Linked DNA regions of Mus musculus: region 1 is linked to region 2. The links are chromatin contacts, found by Hi-C or POLR2A ChIA-PET in ENCODE. All regions are on one chromosome and are shown on one strand. Each heading gives the region's core, a stretch centred on a gene start or an enhancer-like site at or near the end of the contact. The rest is flanking DNA. Distances are from core to core; before and after follow the strand shown.

Region 1 (2,848 bases), core at 244-2,743, 59 kb after region 2:
TTTGTGAAGACCGGTAGTTTTCTCTTCTAGTCCTAGAAGCTGTGGTGGGCAGGTGAGGGCAGGCGAGGCTGGGAAGAATGAGCAAGTGCAACCTCACTGCCTCGCCTGGATATGTCACGCCTGGAGTGTGGAGTGTGGCGAACCCCTCGAGGCTCAGACAAAGCATCACCAGTAGTCAGTCCACTGTCTCTCTTTGGAATGCGAGTGTCCTGCCTGGTTTGGGCAAGCTGAGCCTCAATAGCTGTTCCTGTCTCTCAGTATTTGGGGGTGGGGCACTGCAATAGGGAAGACTTCCTTCTAGGAGATCTTTGAGCCACCCTGCAAATGGATTCTGTATTCCCCAAGCTCTGCAGACCACCGGGAGGGGCTGGCTGTACAAGTCAAAGCTTGTTCACTGTCACAGTAAGGCCACTCAGGATCTGGCCCACAGCGACCTTTCTTTGTCCCTCCACATAGCTGTTGCTAGAAATTCCCATTAAAATTTTTTTTCCTTCTTAGAATTCTAATAGGGTATTATGTTACATAAATTTAAGCCCCAAGAGAACATGCTGTTTCAAAAAGATAGCAGTGTACATATCAGGAACCCAAGAGCCTCAAGAGTGACTGGAACAAGAAACAGGGAAACTGTCAGAAGTTCTCTGGAGTCTGGGGGTCACTGTGAGCTCTTGCAGACAGGCTCCCAAGGCGTGTTCACATCTGGCCAGCTTAGCTGGCCATGCCTGGCTTGACCAGCTTCCTCTCTCAAGGGCCTGGAAGAAGTGAAGAAACAAATCACAAATCAACAGTCAATAACAAGCGGCTGATTAGCGAGCTTGGCTCCATCTCTGGTCCAGTTTGCTAAAGGGGAGAGAGAGGGGGAGTGGGTGGGGCTGGTTTTGAATTAAGGGAATAAGGGCTGGGGAAAATGTCTCACTTGGTAAGGTGCTTTCCATAAAAGCATGAAGACCCGGGTTCAATTAATAAACTAACAATCTAGGCACGGTATTTCATGCTTGTAATCCCAGTGCTGAAGAGGCAGAGACAGAGAGACTCCTGGAGTCTGCCTGCTGCCTGGTCAGTCTAACCTGCTTGGCAAGCTCCAGGCCAATGAGAGTCTATCTCAAAAAACCAAGGTGGACAGTGCTTGACAAACAACTGAGGGTGTCCCTTGGCCTCTACCCGAGAACAAATGGCATGCACAGGAACGTGAAGGCAATGGAGTCGGGGCACAGACATCCACATTCCTCTAGAAAGGTCTGCTTTCACATAGCAGAGTTGCTGCTATGCTTTATCGTTCCCATGGTAACACCTACCCCTCTGTTTTAAGAGAGACTAGCTGTTGGTCCATAGCACTTGGATTCCTCTTGGGATCTTGGGCGCTGGTTACTTCTGGAAACCCCTCAGAGCCCCAGTAGTTGCAGGAAGAGATACGAGCTCTGCATAGCCTTGCCCAGGACAGCCACGCACCCTCCAGCCAAGTGCAGAGGGTGCCAACTCCACTTCCACACCATGGAGGGGTGCCAGGCAATTCACAGGTCGTCTCTGCAACAGTAACAGTCATAAATACTCAGCTATGAGATGTGCTCTCTTGGCCCTGGGAGGCTTAAATGGGCCTCTTTATTTCCCAGCCTTCCTGCTAAAGCGGGGAGCAGAGCAGAGCTGGGAGGAAGGACATTCCAGAAATGCCACAGAGCCCTCAGTGAGCCTGCTAGAGGAAGCACTTTAGAGAGAGGGAGCTGCAGGAAGGGGCCCAGGCCCCAGGGCCAGTGGCTGCCAGGGTGAGGGGAGGGCCTGGCCTTGCCTTCAGAGAAACCCCTGGGGCCAGGGTAGGGCTAGCTTCTCATCCAGGCCAGTTTTCCACTACGTCACATCGCCTTTGGTTCAAATTGGTGGAATGTTACCACAATATGGCATCTGAGTGAACTCCAAAGATGTCGTGTTGGTCAAAGATCCCTGGGGGAAGTGGCCCGGATTAACTTTAAACCAAATCATTTTCAAACAGTCTCCACCCAGGTCCTGCTTGTTTACTTAGTGGGGGAAATCCGCCTTCTTCGGGCCTGCAGCTGTTGAGTCCACTGGGGGCACAGTGATACAAAAGGAAAGAGAAAGCACTCTGCAAGCAGTGGGTTCCTCCTGACCAACTGACATCTTTTTGTTTTCAAATGGTGGAGCTGGAGGTGGAACCCAGAGCCCCAAGTAAACTATCTGAGTCCTCTCCTTCCAGAAGCATTCCCGGTCTTGAATGGAGGGCTGGGTTAGCTATCACTGGCCACACACAGAGCCTATGCTATTCATCCTGGGGTGATAGCTCCTTGGTAAAGTGCTTGCTTTACAATCATGAGGCCCAGAACCCACATTTAAAAATAAAAGCCACACTTGGGGGTTTATCCTTGTAATCCAGCACTGGGGAGATGGAGAGTCAGCCTGACTGGGGAGCTCTAGACCAAAGAGAGACTCTGCCTCAAAAAAGATAGGTAGACAGTCCCGAGGAATGACAACAGAGATTGCCTGCTATCCTCCACATCTACCTGTATATAAATCCACATGTGTGTATATAAACACACACACACACACACACACACACACACACACACACACACACACACACACAAGCATACAAAGGAATCATAGGTAAGCAAGATAGCTCAGTGAGCAAAGGTGTCATCCACCAAGCCTGACAGCCTGAGTTCAATCGCTGGGCCCCATATGGTAGGAGGAGAACACCAACTCCAGAAAGTTGTTCTCTAAACTTCATGTGCATTTAGATAGATAGATAAGATAAGATAAGATAAGATAAGAACAGAAACGTCATACAACTTTGTTTTATGTTTTGTGGTGCTGGGATCAAGCCACTGGACAATACACTCAA
Region 2 (2,748 bases), core at 230-2,729:
AGGCAGGCGAAACATCAAACCACACTGCAAAGGAATTTTAATCCAGCATCATGGCTACTCTGACAAGGGATCACATCCAAGACTCTCTAAGTCTACATGATCTGGCCAAATGCAGACACTCTCTGGATTATAGTACATTCTGGCTGGAATACAGACACCTTCATACACCCTTTAATCCCTAGCAATGAAGGTAAGGTTGGTTTTTAGAAGAAAGCAGACATGTTTAAAAGTAGCATCTAACTAAGGGCAGACAAAGTGAGGAATCAGAGAAAGATTTGACAGAATGAGTCAGAGGATATGCCCAACTCACAAGAGAACAGGGCAGGAAAGAAGCTACTTAAGAAAGGGAGGTGGCAGTTTACTGGGGCAATTTTACAGAGACAGGTTTTTGAGAGAACAAGCTAGTAACTTCGATCAGTAAGAACTCTCCACATTACAAATTTAGAAACTAAGGCACAGAACGACTTTTAGAAACTGGCTTAAGACCTTACAATTTGAAAAGATACCTATGGCTCCAGGTCACTTACTTCTCTTTTCTTTTCTCTTTCTAATTTAGTTTCTGTGCATAGAAGTTTTGCCTACATGTATGACTGTCTAACATGTTAACATGTCCGTGCCTGGTGCCTGTGGAGACCAGAAAAAGAGCATTAAATCCCCCTGGGCCTGGAGGTAACATATGGTTGTGAGCCACCCTGTGGGTGATGGGAATTGAACTCAGGTCCTCTGGAAGTTCTCCTAAACTTAGCCAGTGCTCCTCTCCCAGCCCGTTAAACTGTTTTATCTTTCTCCTCCATTGGATTCTGATATCCAGTCTATTATATTCAAAACAGTATCTTCTTGAGCCAGCCCAATACCTGATATAATAATAAGTAATCAAAAACTGATACAGAGCCGGGCAGTGGTGGTACACGCCTTTAATCCCACTTGGGAGGCAGAGGCAGGCGGATTTCTGAGTTCGGCTACACAGAGAAACCCTGTCTCGGAAAACCAAACCAAAAATAAAATAAAATAAAACTGATATAGAGGGTAAAGTTTGTGGTTTTGGGACAAATTCTACTCTCACTACGAACTTTAGCTGACTTCGAATTCAAACACGTGATCTCCCTGCCTGGGCCTCTGTGGAGCTTGGCTTTGAAGCTTGCACCTTCTGGTCCCTCCAAGATGGCTTGTTTCATGAGCATGTGCTAAGCACCTTTAGATGACTGATGGGAGCCCCACCATCATCGCCCCGGGGCACTCAGAACCTGCAGTCCGCTGGTTGGGACTAGAGAGCGCCTGCTCCGATCCCCCGGAATCCCTGCTCCACCTCTTTTCTTCCCCCAACCCATCCCACCACACACACCCCCACCCCCCGCCGCCGCCATCCTCTCCAAGGATCCATCCTCCGGAACACCCGGGCGTCGGCAGCGGGCGAGGACCGGTGTGCGCGGGAGATCTAACGGACGGCGCTGCGCATGTGCAAACGCGGGTGCACTGCGCATGCGGAAAGATGGCCGGCCAGGGAACCTGAGCGCCTCCGCGGTCACCCTGGTCCCCTCCGAGCCTACCCTGACCCCCTCTGCGCCTGGGCTCATCGCTGCGCGAGTGGGACCGCGGCGCTTCGTGGGTGGAGCCGCAGTGCTCCGTGGGTGGAGCGGGCGGCGCTGAAGGGGCCGGGAACGCGCGCGCCGAGCCTCCGGGGAAGGCGGGAGGGCGCGTGGGGCGCGAGGGGCGCGGGACAGCATGAGTCAGCAGCGGACGGCGCGGAGACAGCCCAGCCTGCTGGTGGACCCGGCGCAGGAAACGGTGCGCCGGCGTTGCCGAGACCCCATCAACGTGGAAAACCTACTGGTGAGCGGGGACCCGGGCCACGGGAGGTCAAGTGCTGTGGGACGCGCTCCTTGCATCGGGCCCTCTGCACAGTGTCGCTTGCTGCCCCGGGGCTCTCCCTGCAACTCCCAATTCTTGAACCGCCCTTTGCTTTTTAAATGTTTCTATTGGATTTTTCTTACTTTGTGTTGGGGTGGGGGCCGCGAGCGCGTGGATTCCACGGGGCACGTGTAGAGTTTAGAAGGCAACTTGGGGCAGTCTGTTCCATGCTTCCAGCCTTGTGGTTCGCGGGATGGAACTCTGGTAGAGTTTGTAAAGCTCGGTGGCAAGTGCCTTAACCAACTGGGCGATCTTGCCTGTCCATCTTTGCTGTCTGACAGGGGAAATGAAAGAGTGAGAAAGTTCCCTCCGTTCCGTGCTTCCCACCTTTCTCAGGGTCCCTGCTGGATTCTTCCTTTGTCCGTTTCTCCTGATCGCTGTTTTCTCAGCAAGGCAAGCTGTATCCAAGCCATTCTGGCGGGTCCTGTGCCATGAGCATTGTCTTGTCTGACTCCTTGGAGCAACCTTGAGATAGTTATTTTTAGAGTTTGTCAGAACTGACCCAGAGATGTGTGTACAGAGATGTCTGGCCTTGGGGCTAGGTAATGAGGAAACTGGGAAGACCCTCAGAATGACTGCAAGTGACAGCCTTTCCCAAACTTCTCTCTCTCTCTCCCTCTCTCTCTCTCTCTCTCTCTCTCTTTAAGTAATTTCTGCTCAGTTTCCACCTGATCTTGCATTACCACCCAGCACTGTGCTGGGGACTCTAGTCCTAAGCACTTGGTAAGATTGTTGTAAATAAGATCCGTAGGTCACTGATGGTTTTGTCAATTACAGTATTCGTTTCACACCCTATCTTGTGTCATAACTAACCACTCACTTTTGGCTGAGAACTCTTTG

The links. A loop is a pair of places that touch in the nucleus more often than their neighbours do. ChIA-PET counts read pairs that join two places held with the same protein, here RNA polymerase II (POLR2A).
Region 1: a map of v-Abl transformed pro-B cells shows a loop between it and region 2 (2.2-fold over the local background). The contact joins the enhancer-like site here to the promoter of E2f6 in region 2. A Hi-C loop is called at or near these places in 1 of 37 maps with a recorded cell type or tissue (v-Abl transformed pro-B cells). POLR2A ChIA-PET finds 5 or more read pairs at or near these places in 2 of 5 experiments (Patski and embryonic stem cell).

The regions. Positions count from the first base shown.
Region 1 is chr12:16,868,954-16,871,801 of GRCm38, forward strand. No RefSeq gene overlaps it. Among named protein-coding and RNA genes, the nearest start is that of Gm36495, 19 kb to the left of the region's middle. Within about 2 kb of position 1,494, at least 2 of the 3 ENCODE cell types and tissues checked have a DNase peak (open chromatin) inside an H3K27ac peak, as active enhancers do.
Region 2 is chr12:16,809,486-16,812,233 of GRCm38, forward strand. E2f6 (E2F transcription factor 6) reads left to right here and starts at 1,480. Exons shown (of 7, transcript NM_033270.2): 1 at 1,480-1,830. The coding sequence starts at 1,723.